Linked DNA regions of Mus musculus: region 1 is linked to region 2. The links are chromatin loops, found by intact Hi-C in ENCODE. Cell type or tissue: left cerebral cortex. All regions are shown on one strand. Each heading gives the region's core, and the rest is flanking DNA. Links, peaks and the distances in the headings are about the cores only.

Region 1 (12,427 bases), core at 4,585-7,084, 50 kb after region 2:
CCTCCTGACATGGATGCCCTCCCCAAGATCCCCCACCGTCTCCCACTGGTACCCTATCTAGTCAGCCCCTGCCATCATCCTGCTGCCCGCTGTTTTCTTGTATTTATTACACCATGAGAAGGCCCACTTCCAGAAGCCCTTCTGCTTCCCTGCAAAGTGTCACAGAGGCAGCCACTTGGTGGCAGTACAGTCATAACTCACCAGGCCCTCAGCCCAGGGCATGCAGCCACACTGCTTGTCCCCATCAGCACCTCCTTCACTGGCACCACCTACCCTCCCATCCCTTTCACCTCCTCAGCAAAGGTGATGCCCTCTTGTTGATCACGAGAGCCCTGCTCAGGCCACTTACAGGCCTGTGAACCATTCACTGGTTCACGCCTCCCTCATTCTCGTGTCCCGTGAAGCCTTATATATGCATCTAAATGTGGTTTATCTCCCAGGCTTGTCCCATTACATGCCAGGTAAGTGTTCTGCATTTGAGCCACAGCTCCAGGCCCTTTACTAGAAGGTTCTAGGCAGGGGCTACCATGGAGCCACAGGCCCAGTCCTCTCCCTGGGGGATGTTAAGCAAGTGTTCTGTGGCTAATCTGTGTTCCTAACTGATTCCACTTTTAATTTGGAGACAGGATCTCAGTAAGAGTCCTCAGCTGGCTTTGAACTTCCTCTGTAATCCAGGCAGACTGAACTATGAATCTCCTGCCTCAGCTTCTAGTGCTCACTAGGATAGGGCTTTGCCCAGCTTTTCCTACTTTCAAAACAAAACAAAATTCCCTGTCATAGCCCTTACAGCTCCCATCATTCCCTGCGCTTCTCTCCACTGAACCCCTGGAGAACTGCCTACACTTCAAATTTTATTTTAGTAGAGCAAAGGGTTCTTTTTTTTTTCTTTGTAGTGTGTGTGTGTGTGTGTGTGTGTTCGTTCGTGTTTGTTCATGAGTGCCAGAATTAACTTCTGAATATCTGTCCTGGCTAGTTTTATGTCAGCTTGACACGAGCTAAGATTCTCCCAAGAGGAGAAAACCACAATTGAGAAAATCCAGCTGTAAGCAGACGAGCCTGTAGGACATTTTCTTGATCTAGGGTTGATGTGGAAGGGCCAGTACACTGTGGTTGGGAACAGCCCTGGGCTGGCGGCCCTGGGTTCTAAACGAAGGCAGGCTGAGCAAGCCAGTGAGCAGCATCCTCCATGGCCTCTCCATGCATCAGCCCCTGCCTCCCCGTTGCCTCCCGAAGCAGACTGTGATTTAGGATATGTAAGCCACGTAGCCCTAACAAAGGCAGCATCGGAAGTCACTCCTCACATGCTGTCCACCGTGGGTCTCTTCCTGGCCTGGCACCGGGAATGCAGATGTACACCACCACACCCAGCGCGTCCATGAGTGCTGGGTTGATCTCGATTCTGAAAGTTCTCTACCATCTCAGTGAGTCTTCTCTCCAAGCCCCTGATGGGTTTTTTGTTAGTTGATTGGTTTTTCCATTGGGGTGGTTTTCTGTAGGTCAGGCTGTCCTAGAACTCCCTGTTTAACAGAGCCTGCCCTTGAAGTGCTGGGATTACAGGTGAACTGTCTGTAATTCACATGGTCTGCTTGCCTTGTGTGGCCTGGCCTATCCTGTAGCACTCTGAGCCGATAATAAGTGACTGGTGGTGGCCTGTAATCCCAGCCCTCGGGAGGCAGAGGCAGAGCTCTGAGTGTGAGACCAGCATGGTCTACAGAGTGAGTTCCAGGACAGCCAGGGCTACACAGAGAAACCTCGAATCGAAAAACAAATAATTAATAAATTCAAGTGATTCAAGGGCCAGTGAGGTGACTTGGCAAGTGAGGGCAGTGGCCATCAAGCCTGGCCAATGTGCTGAGTGTGCTCCCAGGAGCCGTGTGGTTAAGGGAAAGAACTGACTCTTGCAGATTGTCCTCTACACGTGTGTACCTGCACGCTTGCACACCCACAGACCTACACACAGAAGATAAGCAAAACTTTTATTGTTACAAACAAAACCAAAAAGATTCAAATCTACTTGTAGGTGTGCTTCGCAGCATTCAAGCTGCATTGCCTGGCATTGAGCACTGGTGTGCTGACAGCATGGGTGGTCCCACGTTCCTCACACCCATTTGTGGCCTGCAGGTGCAAGAGGCACAAGAGACCCTGATGCCACAAGTGCTGGCTACGCTGGAGGACGACTCCCAGACCACACGCCTGATGTCCTGCCGCATCATCAACATGTTCCTCAAGAATTCAGGGGACACCATGGAGCCAGAGAAATTCCTCAAGGTCTATCCTGGTAAGACACCAGGCGTGCGTGAGCACACACGCGCACACACACGCACACACACACGCACACACACGCACGCGCACACACACGCACGCACACACACACACACCACGTTATTTAGTAACTTCTCTTGTAGTTAGACATAGAGAGAATATTTCTTTTGACTCCTGCTGGGTATCCATATGCCATCACAGTGACAGATGAGCCAGTCCTGACTGAGCAGCCTTCATGAGAAGCAAGAGGTGGGCATTATTGGAGATGGAGGCCAGGCTCTGTTTCCAGGACCGGTAGGGTGTAGCCAATAAAGGTGGGAGACCCTCCTTGAAGCAGAAATTTTCCAGGTTCCAGTTTAAAGTAAGTGTGTGTGTGTGTGTGTGTGTGTGTGAAATAAGGTTTCTATCTGCCATTGCTACAGAGAGCAATCTACCTGGAGCTGGCGTGGTGGGGCATGATGTGGGCAGCTGCATTACCTGTCTAGAGGCAGCCTGAGCACCAAGCCAGTTAGAGACAGAGATAATGAGGCTGTCAAAGCCAACAAGATCCCAGGCGGTGACCCGGGACAGTACTGTACAGAACAGAGCACAAGAGGAACAGACGCGTCCTGAGGAGCAGTGAGCGTGAGGGGACGTGGGGAAAGCCAGCACAGAGATGCTTAAGTCTCCACGCTAGCTTGCTGACAGCCCCAGCACAGTGCAGGGCTGGTAGATGGTCCTCAGGACAGGTGGTCTTAGAGGGCTGAGGACACACCCCTCAGGGTTCCCATTTACAGTGGCTTGCTATTGTCAAAAACCAAAATAGTAACATCCTTTAGAGGCAAGTCAAGACCTGGCCATTCTTGCACACTGCTCTAATCCCAGCATTTGAGATTAGTGCCTGGGCAGGGAGCACTATTGCAAATCCTAGGCAGGCCACATAGAAAATTCCAAGCCAGCCAGGTCTACACAATGAGACCCAGTCTCAAAACAAACAAGAAAGCCAGGCATGATGGCACAAAACCATAATCCTAGCACTTTGGATGTGAAGGCAAGAGCATTGAGTTCAAGGCCAACCCTAGCTTCACTAGCCCTTGTCTCAGAATGAACAAAAAGTCCTAGGCTAGGCATGCTAGGTGTGTGCCTTTAATCCTAGAACTTCCCAGGCAGAAGCAAGCAGATCTCTGAATTCAAGGCCAGCCTGGTTTACATAGCAGGTTCCGAACCAGCCAGGGCTAATCAATGAGATCATCTTTTTTTTTTCCCCTGACAGGGTTTCTCTGTGTAGCCCTGGCTGTCCTGGAACTCACTCTGTAGACCAGGCTGGCCTCGAACTCAGAAATCCTCCTGCCTCTGCCTCCCGAGTGCTGGGATTAAAGGCATGTGCCGCCACCGCCCAGCTGAGATCATCTTTTAAATAAAAAGTCTCCCAAGAGTATTAGATAAACTCTGAAATGGCCGAAGGAGAAACGAGTGCATTAAAGGCCTTTAGCTCCCTAACACAGCCTCTGGCAGGAGGAACCAAGGCGTATTTCTCCAGGGACGAAGCGGTGGCTCCAGAAGAGATGGTGACCAGGGTTGAAGGTAGACTTGGATTCTCAGGCCTAGAGAACAGAATGGCTGAGGTGGGAGAAATCTCTACCAGAAAACCCCACAGGCTCTGCTGGCCTCTCACATTAAGTTTCTGATTGTTTTGTTTTTGTTTCCACCCACAGTCTGTGTGGCTCTACTTTTTAGCAAGCTTGGCTAATGCTTGCTGTCGACTGCCAGGGCTGGTGGCTTCCTACTTAGGAGGGAGTGCCAGTGGGAGAGTGCACACATTGGGCACAGCTCCTGCTCTGCCATTATGGCAAGCATAGCTCTGCACCACATTGCGACTTCTTAGTGCAAGGAGGAGGCTGTTGTGTAGGTGCCCTGGGCCAACCCTGAACAGAGGACAGAGGGGACTGCTCATAAAGGGCAGTGTCAGCTGCCCCCAGCCTGTTCACCCTTGCAAGTTAGCCCCACGAACATCAACCCCCTGTAATTCCAGAATTGGTCTGGGTGCCACCAAGCCTGGGATGGGTGAGTCCTTGCACTCAGGTTTACGCCTCAGCCGGTCTTGCTCTCGTGACTCGGACTCAGTTCTCTGTCATCCTGAGGTGTGTAGATGGTTTCCTTCTGTGCCTGTCCAAAGTATGTGAGCAAGAAGCAGCCAGAGCCCAGCATGTTGGGGACCCCCACGAGTCCTTCCTTCAGGTCCCTGTCCTAAAGCCTGTGCTCCTGGCAGGCGGCCTTGCACTCTGCCTGTGCTCCTGGCAGGCGGCCTTGCACTCTGCCTGTGCAGTGATGCTTTTCATGCCTTCAGGAAGCCAGGGCCATCCTGCTCATGATCAAGGGTGTCTGGCAGCACAAACTCAACGTTCTGGTACAGGGCAAAGAGCCTTCCCAACTAACACTCAGCTGTTACCCATTTGTGCGTTTTCCAGAACGTTTGTATTATAAAAGTAGGTTCCAGCCAGACAGTGGTGGTGCACACCTTTAATCCCAGCACTTGGGAGGCAGAGGCAGGTGGATTTCTGAGTTTGAGGCCAGCCTGGTTTATGGAGCAAGTTTTAGGGTAACCAGGGCTACACAGAGAAACCCTGTCTTGGGACAAGAAGTTTCTGCCTGTCAGGAAAGGTAGATCTGGTTTTGGCAACAGGCAGCCTGGTGAAGGACTTCCCACAGAAACAAACCAAGGGTGACAGTGTGGTGGGGTTGCTGGCCTCAGGCTCGTGAGCCTGCAGCAGGTGTGAGGAAGGTCAGCCCATGCTGTTGTCTGGTGTGCGCCTAGGTCGTCATGGGGGTCTCAGGGCTGATGGGACTGAACAGCTTCAGGGAAGTGAGGGCCATCATTGAAGATGCCAGTGCTGAGGACTCTCCTCTTCTGAGAGATGGATTCTTGGGCCCCAGAGAAAAGGCCCTCCACGTTTGCACCTTGGCCCTCATGCCTACTCCCACTCCCCACAGAGCTCTTGAAGCGCCTAGATGATGTCTCCAATGATGTGAGGATGGCAGCTGCTTCTGCCTTGCTCACCTGGCTCAAGTGCATCGAGAGCTTGGATGGGAAGTCCGCCTATCAGAGCAGCGTTCAGTTCCTGTACCGGGAGCTGCTGGTCCACCTGGATGACCCAGAGAGTGCCATTCAAGACACCGTCCTAGGTAAGCTCTCCAGGCTACAGTCTGTAGGGCCTGTGGCTTCTAGTGCCCTGAGACCAGGTATGTGTGATGTGAGTGTTTGCCTGTGCACGTCTGTGTATCCAAACATGCAATAGCCATGAAGGCCAGAAGAGGACATTGGATACCCTCGATCTTGAGTTACATTCAGGTGGTTGTGAGTTGCCATGTAATATGAGAATCAAATCCAGGTCCTCTTAACTGCTGAGCCATCTCTCCAGCCCCCACTTTTTTATATTTAACACACACACACACACACACACACACACACACACACACACACACGGGGCGGGGAGGGGGAGGAAGGGATAAAAATAATAAGAATACTGTTACAAACAGCTTAGCATGATGCAGGAAGGCCAGCTTCTGGATGCTGCTGACTTAGAGGGAAGAGTGGGAGGAGTCGTTGCAGGGGGTGAGGGAAGACTCTGGCTACACTGAGCCTCTTTGGCTTCCTTGGCTTGAGCACCTGCTGGAAGAGATTTGCCATTTGTTTGTTCATAATAAAACACACTGCAGGGCCAGCGAGATGGCTTAGCAGATAAAGGCACTTGCTGTCAAGGGTGGACACCTGAGTGTCATCCCCAGAACCCACATGGTAGAAGGAGAGAACACTCAAAGGTTTCCCCTTGAGTTCTGCATGCATGTAAGAAGGTGGTTTCAGCCCCGTGGGATCTACCCAGCAGCCAGAGAGAAAGATTGCCAGCTCTGTAAAGCTGGGAGGTGGGCACCCAGCCCACTGATGCTGGACTCAGGGTTCTATGCTCTCTTCTAGAAGTCCTCAAGGAGGGCAGCGTCCTGTTCCCAGATGTGCTGGTGCGGGAGACGGAGGCTGTCGTCCACAAACACCGCTCAGCTACCTACTGCGAGCAGCTGCTGCAGCACATGCAGACCATGGCCGCTGCTCGGTGACTGTGTGCATCAGCTACTGAAGGCAGACAGTGGTGGCCTGCAGACCTCGCACTTGAGACACTGTGTCCATGGCCTCGGGCCATCCTTGGGCCCCCAGATGGTGCTTGAACATCAGCTTCTGTGTTTCCTAAGCAGATTTCTGGGGTTTTGTAACACACATACACACACACACACACACACACACACACACACACACACACACACACACGCCAGCTTCCCAATTAGCTGCTTGAACATAATGTTTTTAAATTACAAGCCCCAGGGGTCCTGGGCTGCTTTCAGATTCACCATAATGCTCTTCACATTGCAGGAAAGCCAAAGGATTATAAAACAACCAACCATCCACTTCCTCTGGGCTCTGTCCCATCATCCTGTGCTGAGGACAGTGTCCAGTCTTGACTCACTGATAAAGTTTCTCCCAACTATTCTGGGTTTTGACACAGGGTTTCCCTGTGAGGCTTTGACTATTCTGGAACTCTCAGAGATCCACCAGCCTCTTCCTCCCCACACTGAGATTAAAGACCCGCACCACTACCACCCTGCTCCTCCCGATTTTAAATACACTGGAATGTCTTGCAGTGTGGGTGCACTGTCCTGGTGTTTCTGTTTCTCAGTATTAGTGATGCCCGTGGGTAAAGGATAGACTAGGAAACCAGCCTTCATCCCTACCACTTGCTGTAGCAGTCAGTAAGGTGGCCATTCTCCAGTGTCTTTTCCACCAAGTGCCTAAAGATTTCTAAGTGGTTCTTAGCCGCAGCCTATATTTTTGTTAAGACAATGTTGGGGGGGGGGGGGGTCGTGTCCAACAAATTTTAACATTTCTGCTTTGCCATTTATGGAATTAAATTATTTATTATAGTTATTTGTGTGGCCATCTGTGTGATTTGACTGATTACACTACATCCGTACAGACAGCTCCTGTCTCCATATGTCGGTGTTGAGGTGGTCCAGCCTGAGGGATGCTGGCTGTGGACTCCATGGGATGGGCCCCTCTAGTGACAGTCATCACTGGCTATGACCTGCATTCTGACATGAGGTAGCTGGAGGGCCAATAAGGCCCAGCCATCACCAGGGTAAGCCGGGTACACCAGTATGGTCCCGAGTCAGGCTGGACATCCAGGTGGGTGAAGTTTGGCCTCAGAGTGCCTGGCCCAGGGACTGCGGCCTGAAACTGCATTCTGTCCATTTCCCATTATCCTTGCTGCCTGGAGCTCTGTCGGTCATGTGCAAGATTGTTCAGCTCTTTGTTTTATCTATTACAATCTGTATTTGTCAAAGAGTGCACATAGGCTACAGCGTACATGTAGAAGTAGGACCTGAAGGACTCAGGTCTCTCATTCCACCATGTGGGTCCTGGGGATTGAAGTCGAGTTGACAGCATTGGCAGCAAGCACCTTGGCCTGCTGAGCCATCTTGTTGGTCAGAGCACCAGGCATTTTATTTTATTTATTGTGCATTACTGAGTATTGAACTTAAGACTTTGCCAATGTGTTCTACCCATAAGCCATGCCCCCAGCCCATCACTTATTTAAAGCAGGAGTCACCTCCCTCCACCCCTAGCTCAGCATCGCATCTTTGCAAAGAGATATCCAGTAAGTATCCTAGGCTTCATGGATCTTCCGGATCAGCTGTTGCTGGGGCTCCAGCTGTACTCAAAAGCCTTGTGGATACATTGCTCATGGTGTGGGCCTGTTTCCCATTGCTCCAAACATAATGGCTGAGTCAGATTGGGGAGGTGAGTCCCATAGAGTCGGGGGTTATTTGTAGCTGCTTTATTGATCTGAAGTTAGAGTGGGCTATTAGGTGACAGGCACACACCACAGCACCACCTCCATTGAGGCAGACCGCTTTGAGGAGCCTGTGGGGTGAGCGCACTTAACCACCATCACATTAGCATCATATGGACACTTGTTAGCAGTGCAGACAGGCCATCTCACCAGCTGCCTCCTTAGGAGGGAAGATGCTCAGTTGGAAGAGAAGCCTCCCTAGGGTGGAAGTGGGAAAATGAGGTCAGGAGCTGTGTCCTCTCCTCCTCATGCCCACCTTTCTTTTTGAAAAACAAAACCCCTCAGTCAAGCCCATGTAAACAACTGGATTTCTTTTCTTTTCTTTTTTGAGACAGAGTTTCTCTGCATAGCCCTGGCTGCCCTAGAACTCTGGAGACCAGGCTGGCCTCTACTCAGATCTGCCTTCAAAGGGCTGGGATTAAAGGTGTTTGCCACCTCTGCCTGGCTAACAAATGGGCTTCTTAATGTGTCACAGCCCGTGAGACAGCTCAGTGGGTGAAACGACTTGCTGAGCAAGCCCAGTGATGAAAGGGTCGGTGGAAAGAATGACCTCCATATATGCAGTGTAGCATGTGTGCTCACACAAATGGATGGTACACAGGAGTGTATTCAAGGGTTGGAGAGATGTCTCAGGCAAAGGCACCTGTCACCAAGCCCTGGGACACACATGGTAGCAGGAAAGAACTGACTCTGCCAAGTTATCCTCTGACACTCACAAAAAGACATGTTGCATGCCCTCTTTGCAACACGCAAATAAATACAATTTAGTTTTTTAAAAAGGAAAAAGAAAAGGCCAAGTGGTGGTGGTGCGCACCTTTAATCCCAGCACTCAGGAGGCAGAGGCAGGCGGATTTCTGAGTTCGAGGCCAGCCTCGTCTACAGAGTGAGTTCCAGGACAGCCAGGGCTATACAGAGAAACCCTGTCTCAAAAAACATATAAAAAAATTAAAAAAAAAATTAGAGGCCAGTCTAAGATAGATACAGAGTGAGTTCAAGACCACCTAGACTTTGCCTCAATATAAAAAGTAAAACAGGCTAGGTGAGCCCAAAAGATGACTCAACTGGCAAGAGTGCTTGTCACTCAAACCTGACGACCTGAATCAGTCCCCAGGACCCATGACTGAAGGAAAGAACCAACTCATGGGAGTTTTCTTCTCGTCATCTGCACACACACACACACACACACACACACACACAATTAAAGGGGGGCTGGGCAGATGGCTCACAGTTTAAGAGCACCTGCTGCTCTTGCAGAGGACTAGCACCCATATAGTGGCTCACGGCCATCCAGAATTCCATCCAGTTCTAGTGGGTCAGGTGTCTTCTGACCTCATGGGCATCAGTCACTAGCATGCACGTAGGCAAAACACCCACACTCAAATTAAAAATAATAATTGGTGGTGCACGCCTTTAATCCCAGCACTTGGCAGGCAGAGGCAGGTGGATTTCTGAGTTCAAGGCCAGCCTGGTCTACAAAGTGAGTTCCAGGACAGCCAGGGCTATACAGAGAAACCCTGTCTCGAAAAACCAAAAAAAAAAAAAAAAAAAAAAAAAAAATAATAATAATAATAATAACAACAACAACACAGAGGAGCCGGGCAGTGGTGGCACACGCCTTTAATCCCAGCACTTGGGAGGCAGAAGCAGGTGGACTTCTGAGTTTGAGGCCAGCCTGGTCTACAGAGTGAGTTCCAGGACAGCCAGCGCTATGCAGAGGAACCCTGTCTCGAAAAATCAAAAATAAATAATAATAAGGAAGGGGATGTAGTTCAATAATAGAGCAACTGCCTAGAATCCCCCAGGGAGGGGCTGGGGGCGTGGCTCAGTGGTAGAGCCCCTGCCTAGAATCCCCCAGTGAGGGGCTGGGATGTGGCTCAGTGGTAGAGCACCTACCTAGAATCCCCCAGTGAGGGCTGGGGCCGTGGCTCAGTGGTAGAGCACCTACCTAGAATCCCCCAGTGAGGGCTGGGGCCGTGGCTCAGTGGTAGAGCACCTCCCTATCATGTGCTACCAGTGTATCTTTGGTTCAGTCTCTTGCTTTCACCAAGAAGTAAATGTTAGCTGGTAGTGGTGGTATATATAGGCTTGTCATTTCAGCTTCTCATAAGGCTGAAGCAGGAGGATTACATAATAAAGAATACAAAACCAGCTTGGGCAACTTAGTGAGAACCTACCTAAAAAAAAAAAAAAAAAGGAGGAGAAGAAGAAGAAGGGGGGTGGAGGAGGAGGAGGAGGAAGAAGAGGAGGAAGAAGAAGAAGAAGAAGAAGAAGAAGAAGAAGAAGAAGAAGAAGAAGAAGAGAAGGGAAGGGAAGGAAGGAAGGAAGGAAGGAAGGAAGGAAGGAAGGAAGGAAGGAAAGAAAGAAAGAAAGAAAGAAAGAAAGAAAGAAAGAAAGAAGGAAGGAAGGAAGAAGAAAGAAGATGGCTGGGGTGTGGGTATAGCTCTGAGTCAGAGTACTTGCCTAGCATTACGAGGTCTGGGCTCAATCCCCAAAAGAGAAAAGAAAAACAGCCAGGGAGGTGACTCAGTCCTGAAAATGCCTGTAGCACAAGCACGGGGAGCTGAGTTCCGATCGCCAGCACCCATGTAGACAGTTCATCTTCTTCTCTATAAGCCAGCACTAAGGGACAGGTTAGAGGCAGGAGGAGCTCAGAGCTCGCTAACCAACCACTCTAGGCAAGTCTGTGAGCTCACGATTTAGTGGGAGCTTTCGTATCTCAAAAAATAAGGTGGAAAAGAGCTAGAGAGATGGCTCAGGCAGAGGGTGATGGCTGCTCTTCCAGAAGACACCAGTTTGATTCCCAGCACCAACACTGGGCAGTTCACAATCTCCTCTCACTCAGTCTAGGAGATCTGACACTCTCTTCTGGACCCTGAGACCACCTGCACTGCCATGCACAAACCCACATGTAGGTGCAGACATATAAATCATTAAAATTTTTAAATAATAAAACTTTTTAAAAAAAAGGTGGATATAACCATGTGGTGGTAGCGCAAACCTTTAATCCCAGCACTCAGGAGGCAGAAGCAGGTAGATCTCTTGAGTTCAAGGACAGCCTGGTCTACACAGCGAGTTCCAGGACAGCCAGAACTAATACAGAGAAATCCAGTCCCAAAAACGAACAATATCAACTAAGATGATGCCAGACAGTGGGCAGTGATGGCTCATGCCTTTAATCCCAGCACTTATGAGGCAGAGGCAGGCAGATCTCTGAGCTCTTGAGTTTGAGGCCAGCCTGGTTTACAGAGAGTTCCAGGATAGCTAAGGCGACACATAGAAATCCTATCTCAAAACAACAACAACAAAAAAGATGATACCTGATGTCAACCTCTGGGCTCAACGGACATGCACATGTGGGTTGTGCATGCATGCATGAATGTGCAAGCACACACACACATGCTCACATGCACGCGCACACACAGGAGGGAAGCAGTCGGCTCTGGATTGCATCTGTAGCTTTATCAATTGTCCTGTGTCCAGTATTAAACTCCTGGTGTCTATCACTTCTGTGCCTTAGTTATGTAACATGCTAATGTTATAAGGAGTCAAGCAGAACAGACCAGAATGCTCTGTACCAATTTTTCTATTTTTGTGTTTAAGAAGTCCTAAAATATTTTCATGTAGGGATTAAAATACATACACAGATGGGCGAGAGCAACTAGAACACTCATCTCTCTCCTAAGTGGGTGAGTAAGTGCTGTCTGGCCCGTGTCTCAGGGAAGGGGAGACCCCTGTGTGATCGGGATGGTGCACTTTGGTGCCAGGTCTGTGGGCACCAACTGAGTTAAAATAAACGCCCTGGGGAGGAATAAGCTTAGCAAGTTAGAGAAGTGGTAAGGAAGCCATCCCACAGGCCTCCACGTGGGCTAAGGGAAAACAGGGAGAGCAGCCAGGAATAAAGTCATCAGGGGCCTCTACCTGCATCTGTTAACATCCCTCCCTCCCTCCCTCCCTCCCTCCCTCCCTCCCTCCCTCCCTTTTTTAAGAGAGTGTCTCTTTATGTAGCCATGGCTATCCATTACATAGACCAGGCTGGCCTGGAACCCATAAAGATTGGCCTGACTGTCCGCAGAATGCTGGAACTAAAGGCGTGCAAAACCCTGCCTGCCATTGTTACCTTCCTCAAGTGCCTGGGGGGCAGGGAGCAACCCAGATTTGTGTGCTATCCTCATCCTCTGCCTCCCCACAATATCCCAGCCCCACACAGACCACCTTTCCCTTTTCATGGTCAAAGTCACGCCTTACAGTTAGAATGTGTTTATATATGTGTGTGTGTGTGTGTGTGTGTG
Region 2 (12,427 bases), core at 5,169-7,668:
GGTGAGCTATGAGTTCAGGGAGAAACTGTGCCTCACTGTATAAGGTGGAAAGTGGTCAAGGAATGCACCCAAGACCAACCACTGGCCTTCTACACACACACACACACACACACACACACACACACACACACAGAGAGAGAGAGAGAGAGAGAGAGAGAGAGAGAGAGAGAGAGAGACGCATGCACACAAAACATTTAATTAAAAAAATAACATAGGGCTGTACATCAGTGGAAGAGGGCCTCCCAGCATGTAAGGTTTATTGTTAATGATTAACTCCAGTGTGTATAACGCCAGAAGTCACGTTTGTCAAAGGGTTTTCTCTGATGAGTTAGTTCATCACTCAAAGGCTCAAACGCCTTCCTTACTTCGGAACAGGTTCCTTCAGGGATGAAAGAGATCAAGTATGATTTGCATACGGTTCTCTCTCCATTTCTGAGAAATTTCAGGTGGAATAAGTTGGGTGTTTGGCGCCCCCACTATGCAAACCATGATGCTTCATTTTTTTTTTCATCCACACTCTCCCCCCTTTTAAGGTTGATGTTGTCACGATCTAAGGCCCCAGCGCGGGTGGGTGGGGCGCGAGGGGGGTGCTGTCAAAGGATTGGGGTGGCTTGTTTCATGAGAAAGGCAAAGAGGGTAAAGAAAACAATGGAAGTGAGCTGAGGGGTGGGGGTGGGGGGCTTGGAAGACAGTAACAGAGGCCCGAAGGCTCTAGAAGGCTCTAGTGAGTGTCCTGCGCAGTGTTGAGTCACAACGTCCAGGTCATCGCCCCGCCCCACACTGATTGGAATCATCCAGCCTAGAGGCCTTGGGGTTGAGGGGACCCCATGGCGGATGAGGACGAGGAGGTACACCTAGCCTCAGAAGGATGGGGAATCACACACACACACACACATACCGTGACTCGGTCCCCAAACCCTGGGCCCACCAGAGGAGAGTTGGGGACGCCCCCAGATGGTGGTGAGTGCAAGGCGCCTCCAGACCCTGGTGGGTACAGGGGACCAACCCAACCCTGTCCTGAGAGCTTTTACAAAGGCCTGGTACCACCTTGGACGCCAACAGTTCTCCCCCCACCCCACCCCCGCCTCCACCCGCGTAGCCCCGCGGGGCTGATTGCGCCCCTCCCCAAATCCCTCGTGTCCCCGTGAGTCCCCCACCCCACCCCAGTTCCCGCTGACACCCAGCTCCAGATAGGGCCGGGTCCCTACACAGACCCCACCCCAGCCTGCGTACCTGTAGATGCGCGGTGCCCGAGGCCGGAGGAGGCTGCGCGAGGACGCGGGGACGCGGGGACGGCGAGCGGGTCCCCGCACTGCAGCGGCGCCGCCCTCCGCCCGCCCCCGCTGCGCGTCGCCGCCGGCCGCCAGGCCCCGCGCACCGCGCCCGCGCGGGTCGCCCACCGACCGCTGTCCTCCCCAGGGACCGCCCCACAGCTGTCTCTGAATGCCAGGGACACACCAGAGCTCTGTCGCGCAGGCCCCGCGTCCCCGCACACACACAGGTCCTGCCACCCGGACCTCCTACCACCCCATTCCTCTCTTCCTAAGCTAGCCCGACCTGGCTGGCGCCGCTCCTTCCGGGCCTAGATGCTCTCTCTGCTCAGGGCACAGTGGCACCGTGCTCTGTCTGAGCTGTCATTCTGAGTCTCATTCAGTGCCTGCCCACTCTAAAGCCGAGGCCTGTAGCAAAAATTAGCCACCACGCACGCATCCTGTCCTGCGCCATCTGCTCCTGTGGAAACAGAGTCCATCTTCTCCCAGTGATCTGAGCTGCAGGAGGAAGGATGAGACTCAAAGGTGCTGGAGAAGACATCTCCAATCTTCTGGCCTGTCTATATTCTCCAGTCCACCACGTATTCCCCCCACTCACCTGTCCTGACTCACCTGTGCTCACACCCTGTTCCCCAATCTGTTCTTCCATTCACCAGCTCCCCACTCGTCTATCTACACTGACCAGCTCCCTGAATTTGTTCCTCCACTCACCTGCCCACATTCCCTATCGTTCAGGGGTACCCCATTGCCCAGCTGCCTGATACCTCTTGCCACATTCACCAGCCCTCCTCCTCCTGACACACATGTCTCCACATGGCCACCAACCTGGCCTGTGCTCTCAGCAGGCAGGGCTGGCGGTGGCCCACACCTCTTCCTGCCAATGTGAAGGAAAACTGCTGTAAAAGGACTTGCTGCTTTGGAACAGGGCTCAGTTGATATCGTGCTTGCCTAGCATGCAGGAGCTCAGGGTCCCATCACCAGCAATGCACCAACATGGCAGCACACACCAGTGATCCCAGCACGTGGGGTGTAGCAACAGGAGCAGCGCATTGTCTGTATTGTATGTTTGCCTACAATAGCAAGTTTGAGGCCAGCCTAGGCTACATGAGGTTCTGTCTCGAATAAAATCAAATCTAGAATGAAATTAATAATAAAACAAAACAAGTATATGATAAAATAAACAAAAATAATAAAATAAAATAAAAAAAAGACACTGCTCAGCCGGGCATGGTGGTGCATGCCTTTAATCCCAGCACTTGGGAGGCAGAGGCAGGCATATTTCTGAGTTCAAGGTCAGCCTGGTCTACAGAGTGAGTTCCAGGACAGCCAGGGCTATACAGAGAAACCCTGTTTCAAAAAACCAAAAAAGAAGAAGAAGAAGAAGAAGAAGAAGAAGAAGAAGAAGAAGAAGAAGAAGAAGAAGAAGAAGAAGAAAAAGAAGAAGAAGAAGAAGAAGAAGAAGATGATGATGATGAAGATGTAGCTCACACTTCCCTGGCCTTGCCCTCCAGCCTGCCTCCCCAGATCTGTCCACCTGAGTGACAGACATACCTAGTGGGAAAGGGTCTTTTTTTTTTTTTTTTCAAGAATTCAAGTCCCATCTTACCAAAACGAAAACTTGCCTTTCCTAAGTAACTCATGTGCTGCTACCTGCCAGCACTCAGATGGGGTCACCTGCCTTCTCCATCACCCACTTCCCTCTCTAGCCCCAACTCCTCCTGGCTCCTGCGGGGATGCAGAAAGCACTGAGCAAAGTCAGCAAAAAGGAGCCAATTTCTATCCTGGAACTTGGGCTATGGGGTTGAATCCTCCAGGGCTGCTCTCCACTCTCCTCCTCTTCCTTTTTTGTTTTTGTTTTTGTTTTTTGTTTTTTGTTTTGCTACTAACCCAAGGCTAATCTCAAAATCACTAAGGATGGGCCTTAAACTCCTGATCTTTATTCTTCTACCTCTGAAATGCTAGGCTTGTAGGCATGTACCACATGCATAAATAAGGACTGGGTTTTCTCCCCTGGGGACCCCATCCCCACCTCTAAGGGGCTCTCTGTTTTTTGAAGTTCCCTATAAAGACTACCCTTCATGTTGTTCCTTCGGAGAGGTGGGGTGACCCTCAAGAACAGTCCTCAGATCACAAGGCGCACACACACAAGCAGACGTCTACTGAAGTACACTGCCTGAAAGGCAAGTCCCCTTGGATAGAACTGTCCTGTCACAACAAGAACCCTTGGTCAGGGGCTAGCCATCAGGAATTATGGAACCAACCAAGAACCAGGTCCCTGGGCCTTACAGCAATGCCTGCTGCTGTGGCCCCCTGTGAAGGCAGCTCCTGCCATTCTTGGTTATGTCTGGGCTACTCTAGTAACCTAGTCCAGGGACCTTGGCTTCTTGAGGTTCCCTTCCTGTAGTGCTGGGGATAGAACCTGGGATTCCCTGGCCAGCCACTCTAGCCTACTTGGGGAATTTGGGCAAGGCCAGTGAGAAAATCCTATCTCAAAAAAGAAGATAGCTTTTAACTAAGAACTGGGAAGGTAGAGGCAGGGGCATTTCTGTGAGTTGGAGGCCTGGTCTATGCAGTGAATTCTAGGCCATCCACAGCTACATAGTGAGACACACACACCCCAACATGCCCCACCCCATGCCACAAAATGAATGTTGGTCCCCGGCACCTGGAAACTGGAAAATAGAAACGTGAGCCTAGGCTACCTAGAGAGGCCCTGTCTCCAGAATGTAAGTAAAATAAATAAAAGGCAAAAGAAAAAAGTCACTGAGGTAGAGTTGCTGATCTTATTTACTCATGGTGCATGGTGAGGGGCTGTTCTGTGGAGTTCAGAAAGGAAGATGGCTCATTAAACCATGGTCTTTACAGACGTGGCATAGCCATGACTCTGTGACTGGGGCCCTGGAGATGACAGTGTGGGTGTGGACCCCGTCTCTGGCCCAATCGTCCAGTGTACAGAACTCCTCCCAAAGGAGCAGGAAGAGATGACTGACACTCACCAGGGGATGCTGGGAAATGCTCATGTCAAGGCAGAGAACGTGTGCTGAGGGGATGCAAACCGAGGGGAGGTGCAGAGCACAAAGCTCAGCTTCTCCCACATACAAAGTCTCAGTCTCAATCATATTTTTGGCTTTGTGATGGTGGGAAAGAAACAGGAACCATGTGTGAATGGTACTTTAAAAATATTTACCTCTTCTGGGCTAACATGAGATAGAGTATCATTTTGTTTATTTTGATAGTTTATGTATATATTCCTGAACATATGTGTGTACAAGCATGAGGATGCCAGAGTTGGACCCTGTGTGTCTTCCTCTATCACTTTCCACCTCCCCCCCATATTTGTGTTATGTGCACACATGCATGCATTTGTGCTCCCCCCCCCCGCCGTGTGTGTGTGTGTGTGTGTGTGTGTGTGTGTGTGTGTGTGTGTGTTTGTGTGTATGGTATGGTATGTGAATGTAGACATGCATGTGCCATGAGGTCATGTGGAGGTCAGAGATCAATTCTGAGAATTTGGTTGTCTCCTACCAGGGTCCCAAGGATCAAACTCAGGCCTATGTAGTAAACTGGTTTACCCACTGAGCCATCTCACCAGCCCCATTTTTGATATCCTGAGACAGGGTTTTGCTGTGTAGCCCAGACCAACTACAAACTCAAGAACCTCCTGTCTCAGCCTCCTGAGTAGTGGGATTGTGGGTGTGCATCACTGTGCCTGGTCCTGATGCTCTTTCTTGATAGTGGACAGCAGCAGCAGCAGCACTTTCAGCATGATCTGTGTTTGATGGAAAGCCTGATACTGAGCAAGCGGTAATCAGGCTGTGTTGCTGGGAGTGGGGGTGCTGGCTAGGCTAGGGGTGTTCCATGCATTCTGTTAGTAAACCACAGGTTTCTCAGAACCTGAGTCTATGGCAGTCAAGTGGCTTGTGTCAGTTGGAACTGACAACTCGGTCCACTCCTTGAGAGTCACCTGATTCTTCTCCAGAGACCTGGAATGCTGGGTATGCAAATGACGCCACTGGGAAGGAGTCCCCATTGAGGCAGGAAAACAAGCAGATGGGGGTGGAGGGAATACACAGGTTTCCTATCACTGAGCCACACCCCAGCCCCTCACTGGGGGATTCTGGGCAGGGGCTCTACCACTGAGCCACACCCCAGCCCCTCACTAGTGGATTCTAAGCAGGGGCTCTACCACTGAGCCACGCCCCAGCCCCTCACTGGGGGATTCTAGGCAGGTGCTCTACCACTGAGCCACGCCCCAGCCCCTCACTGGGGGATTCTAGGCAGGTGCTCTACCACTGAGTCACGCCCCCAGCCCCTCCCTGGGGGATTCTAGGCAGGTGCTCTACCACTGAGTCACGCCCCCAGCCCCTCCCTGGGGGATTCTAGGCAGGTGCTCTACCACTGAGCCACGCCCCCAGCCCCTCACTGGGGGATTCTAGGCAGGTGCTCTACCACTGAGCCACGCCCCCAGCCCCTCACTAGTGGATTCTAAGCAAGTGCTCTACCACTGAGTCGTGTTTTCAGTTCCAGGCCTGGCTGGGTGTGGACCTTCTGCAGACATGTGAACTGGTGAGAAATGCCCCTGCAGCGGAGCAAATAAGGCTTTGCTTGAGCAGCGCTTTCTAATATTTGAACTTCACACTGTTCGTTGCAGTCATCTGGGAAGTGGATCCCACTGGAGACTCCTGGACATTGATCCAGTCTTGAAGGGGCAGGCTTCACGACAGCCCAATGGTAAGCCCAGCACTTCTCTTGAAAAACAGAACAAAACAGAAAGCCATCCAAGTCCCCATTGGTCCTAGCCCCGAGACTCAACCCCACCCCCCAAAGGGTTCATGCATGCTTTGGAGTTCTTTCCCAGGGCTGCACAGGACTTGGTTTTACTCCACCAACGTGGTGGTAAGATATCCAGCCTGTGAACTGGAAATTTCTAGCTTCTTTGGAAAGTCGGTATGTCAAATCATGTTTTGCTGGGGCACACAGGTGACAGGATGTCTTGCAAAAGCCAACATGTGAAAGGACACGTGATAAAGGAGTATAAATATGACCTCACAGACAGTGGGAGCTGGAGCATTGTTTTGGTTTGCTCTGCCTGGCTAGTCTTCGCTAACAACACGTGTGTCTCGGTTTGCCTTATATAGCGTTGTTGAGCTCTGCTTGTGGTAGGTGACCCAGCCATTGAGAGAAACTGGCCAAAGAACTGCTCGTGAGGTTCCTGAAACTTCTCACCATTTCAGTGAGCCTTGCAATTTCTTCAGAATTGAACTACAGCTGCTGGTCCGTGCTTGCTGTCGGTCTACCAAGAGGACTGGTCTACAGCTGCTAATCTGTATTTGGTGTTTGCTACAGGACTGAACTGCTAACAAAGAAAATTAAGTCGCCCCCCCCCCACCCCCGTAAAGAACTATTGCTAAACAGGTCTACTTCCCCCATATTCTAACAACTTTTCTTTTCCACTCCCTCTGTGGGTGGTGAGCTAGAGGAGAGGTTGAACATTTATTAAAAGTAGGTTACAAAAATTCTATGTCGACAATCCTGTGTGTGGTCCATGTCTAGCTTACATGGATACTGATATCAGTCTGGCTGGGAGACTGTCTCCCTGAATGGTTTTAAAATGCCAGCAGACCTGCTGTGAGCTCATGTGCAAAGAGTCATATGGCAAGAGACTGGTACAGTCTCTAAGGATAGCAAAAAAGGGGGTGGGGGCCAGATCTAACTGCCAGGAAGTGATACTACCAAAAAGTATGGGAAAATATCTGTCCTGGTCCTACCTAGGAAAGGACCCTGCACTGGCAGTAATGGGGCCTTCAGAAGGCCATGCCAAGCTCTGCCTGGACATTAGCCTTCAAATACCATGAAATAGGTGCTGCTTCACACCACTAAATCTGTAGTCATATGTTATACAACTATAGAGATCCAATTCAAAGCAGGAATAGAAGAAAAGATGCTGGGAATGAAGTCTGTGTAGAATTCCTCAATAGGGGGCTGGGGTGTGGCTCAGTGGTAGAGCCCCTGCCTAGAATCCCCCAGTGAGGGGCTGGGGTGTGGCTCAGAGGTAGGACCAATGGCTTAGCATATGCAAGGTCCTGGGTTCCATTTCTTGCACTGAAAAACAGCAAAAAACAACAAAAGACTAATAAAAACAGTATAGGAATTCAACATATAATTTGAAGACAAGAAGTTTTAAAACAGCGATAACTAGCACAATTGGCAAATAGTTAAATTGGTTAAAGTGAAGAATGGTTTTAGAGGACTTTTACAGCACCTGAGTGATTATAAGATACAGCAAATTTCACTGATCACTGTAGTAAGGTAATGCAGCCCATTCTTCCATTAAAGTCACATTCCCAGTGACATAGAACAAAATATGTATAATATTGTTAAATGGGGACATGTTTCTAACAATGCAAAGTAAAGGTTATCTATATACTTTTATTTAATAGCCAATGTTTTTTACTTTGTTTTATAGCCTTTATTATTAAGTTGTTATTGTTGCATACATACATATGAATATATAAATAAATCCTGCTGAATAAAAAAAACCGATTAAAATAGAATTCAAGTGAATAAAAAAGCTAACATAGTTACAAGATTAAGGAAATTCGTGATAGTGCACGAGAAGTCGTTAAACACATTACAGAAGTCACAGTGTTAATACTTGGTAATCTGATGTATTAAAGTAAAAAGTCATGCATTAATAAAAAATTCCCACCAGTCAGAGTATAGCAGCATACACCTATAAGCCTATAAGCTCATCACTCCCAGGGCAGAAGGATCAGAGGGTGGAGACCAGTGTGAGCTCCAGAGTGAGATCATGATTTGAATCAAACAAACAAAAAGCCCAAACATTTGGAAGGCAAAACGGAACTCTATTGCTAGGCATGGTGGCTCATGCCTGTAACAGAAATAGAGACAGCAGGGGTGGGCATTCAAGGCCAGCCTGGGTTATATAAGATATTCTCTATATAGAGTTGGTCTGGTGCTGCTTGTATTCAGGAGGAGGAGCAGAAGGAGGAGGGGGAGGAGAAGGAAGAGGAGGAGGATGGAGATGAGAAGGACAAAGTTTATATATACTTACATATATATAATACTTATCATAAAGGGGGGATTTTTAACCTCCCTGGATATTAAATAAAATTTGATTGAATCTGCAGAGATACCATTTGTAAAAAGTATTTTATTTGTATTTTTCAATTTGTATGTGTATGTGTGTGTGTGTGTGTGTGTATGTGAGAGAGAGAGAGAGAGAGAGAGGGAGAGAGAGAGAGAGAGAGAGAGAGAGAGAGAGAGTGCAGTGCCCACAGAGGCCATATCCCCTGGATCTGGAGTTAACAGACTGTTATGAGCTTCCTGATGTGGGTACTGGGGCACTCAAGCCTCTGCAAGGGCAGTATGTGCAGAGACACCATTTCTAACCTATTGAGGAAAAATATTAATTGTAAAACAGGCTGGGAAGATGGATCTGTGGGAAAAGTGTTTGCTTTGCTGACCTGAGCTCAGCCTCCAGAACGTACAGAACAACAGAAGACATGGCCAGTGGCGCACATCTTTACCCCAGCACTTGGCAGACAGATGCCCGCAGGGACATGGATAGAAACCAGAAGCCATCAGGGGCCAATTCCCACCTTTTAGAGCCCATCCCCTCTGAGTCAGGGTCTCTAGGCCAGGGCCAGTGTCTTGGCCTGGCTGGAAACCAGCAAACCCTAGAAGTCAGTCCCCCTAGAAGTCTGCTCCCTTGGAGCATTTGTGGGGATGCGGCTTGTGGTGCGGCGTTGGGATCAGTGTTCCAGTCCTCAGAGAGAGCTCTTCAACACTGAGACATCTCTCCAGCCCCATGTTAAATATTTATTGTGTGTGTGATTGTGCAAGCACATGTATGTCACAGAAATATGCCAGGCAGTGATGGCGCATACCTTTGATCCCAGCACTCTGGGAAGCAGAGTTGGAGGTCAGCCTGGTCTAAAGTGAGTTCCAGGATAGCCAGGGCTACAACCAGGGCTACATAGAAACCCTATCTCCAAAAAACAACAATACCAAACCAAACCAAACCAAACCAAACAAAACCAAACAAAACAACACAGACAGGGATCTGGCGAGATGATGTCTCAGCACGTCAAGGCACTTGCAATCAACCCTGATCGTTTGAGTTTGATCCTTGGTAACCAGGTGGAAGGAGGGAACCAACTCCTGCAAACTGTCCTCTGACCCACACAGGCACACCATGGCATAGGGACACACACATCCAAGAACCTGATGATATGGTTTGGTGGGAGTTTGGGGGGGACACACAGGGCTTCATACTTAACATATGTATGGAGGTCAGTTTATAAACATCTTTAGGGTACGAATGCAAAGCTTGCCTTCTGTAGTGGCCCCCCATTGACTAGTCCTCATGAGTACTGGATTATCTATGCAGTCCTGTATCTTTCTGCACATAAACCAACACAGCTGTTTATGTGTTTATATTGGCTTCTTTGTAAAAATGCATGAAGCCAGAAACACTGGGTGGGTGCTAAATAACCACAAGAAAGAGCTCATGAGGTTATTGTACAATGTTATGTGTCTGTTAAAATGATGAAACAATTCTGCATGAATTAAAATAAAACCATCTCTCTCTCTCTCTTTTTTTTTCCTTCTCGGTGAGCTTCAACATTTTGGGATGGGTGATTCATTAAACAGCAATGTTACATAATCAACACCACCTACTTCAGGATCATTTTGCCCCCAACCATGCATATGCCTTCCCCTGCAGCCTTGGTCATCTGCCAGTGTTTCTGTCTCTGCGACGGACTCCTCCATCTGTTCAGGATTGGCACCAGAGCCCGCCAGCCCTGTGACAGCTTCCCTCCCCTTCAGTCCACTTACCCATGAAATAATTCAGCTGCCTCACTCGCTCATGTGCTTTTAGCCCAAGCACAAACGTTCATCCTGGGGTGAGTAGCAGCAGCCTTTGTCCAATCCACTTCCCCAAACTTGGTCCTCCCTCCGCAAAACCACTACTCTGCAGCAGCCCCCAGACCTCGCTCTTTCCCCACCCCACAATTCCAGGCGATGTTCCACCAGGCAGAGCCTTCCCTGTCCCCAGGGATCCTGTCCACTGTCCACTGTTCCACTGTCGTCTGTTGTGTGGCTTTCCCCAGGGAAATGAACATAAGTCTATCCATTCCAGAGAGGACACCAATGGACAGAGAGGGACCAAACTATCCCATCCACGTCTACTTCAGTGACTCGGTTGTTTTAACTGGTAACACATGCACTTGGGCAACTCAGAAGCCACAACACTATAACCATTACATCCTCAGAGGGGACGACAATACATAACTGCCGTCATCAAATCCATGGCCGCTTACAAATCCTCAGAAGGGGCGGGGCCTCACAAGCCTCATCCCCTAGCAATCATTAACTGCCTATAAATCTTTGGAAGGGGCGGGGCCCCAGAGCCACACCTCCCTAGCAATTATTAACCATCTATAAATCCTCACAAAAGTGGGGCCTGCTGAGGCCCCCACCCTGCCTCAGGACTGAAAGTTGAGGATCCAGTCTTGTGAAGGTCTTCTGGTGATCACGCTGCTGACAGATGAAGAACACAAGGGCTATGTCAAAGCCAGAGGACAATGGTCTGTACTGCACTATCCCTGGACTCTGGACAGGCAACTTCCCAAGGCAAGGAGCAGCAGCACCTGCTTTGACTCTGTGGTGGTTTGAATGAAAATGGCCTCACGGGCTCTCTAGGGAGTAGCACTATTAGGAGGTGCCGGAGGAAGTGTGTCACTGGGGGTGGGCTTTGAGGTTTCAATTGCTCAAGCCAAACTCCGTCCCATGCTCTCTTCCTGCTGCCCGTTGACCCAGATGTAGAATTCTCAGCTACTTCTCCAACACCATGTTTACCTGTGTGCAGCCCTGCTTCCTGCCATGAAGACAATGGACTAAACCTCTGTGTCTTAGGGTTTGACTGCTGTGAACAGACACGATGACCAACACAACTCTTATAAAGGACAACATTTAATTGGGGCTGGCTTACAGGTTCAGAGGTTCAGTCCAATATCATCATGGTGGGAAACATGGCAGCATCCAGGTAGGCATTGTGCAGGAGGAGCTGAGAGTTCTACATCTTTACCTGAAGGCTGCTAGCAGAATACTGACATCCAGGCAGCTAGGACTAGGGTATTAGAGCCCATGCCCACAGTGACACACCTACTCCAACAAGGCCACACCTCCCAACAGTGCCACTCCCTGGGCCAAGCATATACAGATCATCACACTCTGACCCTGTAAGCCAGCCCCAATTAAGTGCTTTGCTGTATAACAGTTGCTAAGGTCATGGTGTCTCTTCACTGCATTGAAACCCCTAACAAAGACACCCATCTTTCACTCAGTCTTAGCTGAACACCTGGAAAGTGTCTCCCACAACCCAATAAATGTATGTCAGGAGAAACAATAAATGAATGAACCTGAGTTAATTTTGCCAAAATCTGTTTACTGGTTGAGAAGACATACTTCTTGGAAGACACTTGAAAAGCCCTTTTCCTTGCTTTTTGAGGGGCTTTAAAATATATGCAGTGCGGGGAGTTAAGCAGAATAAATTTAGATGGCCTTGCTATATTTTGGCTGGAACATAATTTAAAAGTTCCATATTTACATTAAGATAGAAACCCAGTGTAGGTTTGGTGAGATGACAGTTCAGTGGCTAAAACTGCTTGCTTCCGAGCCTGATGATTTGAATTTGAACCAACTCCCAAAAGTTGTCCTCTGAACATCATACATGTGCTATGCCACACACACATATTAAAAAAAGAAGAAAGATATAACCCATAAAGATGTCAACTCCTACGCGCTAGAGGCTGTAACGTAAGGTCATTAAGATCACATCAGACTTGGGAGGAAAACATTTGACTTCCTCCACAGGGCTGTTCTGTGGGATCCAAGGGACAGACCAACCCGTCCTCCCCCTTCTCACTCTGCCATCCCCTCCTCAGATGGCCAGTCTGCCCCACAATGGAGCATACATGGCAACTCAGGTGCACAGCACCAAGTCCGCCATGCTGCTTGCCTTCTGTAAGCCTTACCCGTCTGTGCACGACTCACTCCGGAGTTGGTGAGCCATCACTTCCTAAGGTTGACTCATAGTCCTCTGTGCATCAGGTCACGTGTGCCTTTTT

The links. Peaks named below come from ENCODE experiments on the same cell type or tissue, not always from the same donor. Only the 100,000 strongest peaks of a DNase experiment are listed, where the experiment ranks them.
Region 1: it touches region 2 in a loop (2.1-fold over the local background); 4 of 42 quality-filtered maps call a loop at or near these places.

Annotation. Positions count from the first base shown.
Region 1 is chr5:139,179,296-139,191,722 of GRCm38, forward strand. Dnaaf5 (dynein, axonemal assembly factor 5) reads left to right here. Exons shown (of 13, transcript NM_001081265.2): 11 at 2,122-2,278; 12 at 5,233-5,424; 13 at 6,215-7,215. The coding sequence ends at 6,351. Among named protein-coding and RNA genes, the nearest start is that of Sun1, 15 kb to the right of the region's middle. In left cerebral cortex, for the core only: no CTCF peak of the experiment used is centred there; a DNase peak (open chromatin) is centred at 5,767; H3K27ac peaks cover 208 bases.
Region 2 is chr5:139,128,411-139,140,837 of GRCm38, forward strand. It overlaps Prkar1b (protein kinase, cAMP dependent regulatory, type I beta), which reads right to left and starts at 1,342. Exons shown (of 11, transcript NM_008923.3): 1 at 1,234-1,342. In left cerebral cortex, for the core only: no CTCF peak of the experiment used is centred there; a DNase peak (open chromatin) is centred at 6,700; H3K27ac peaks cover 824 bases.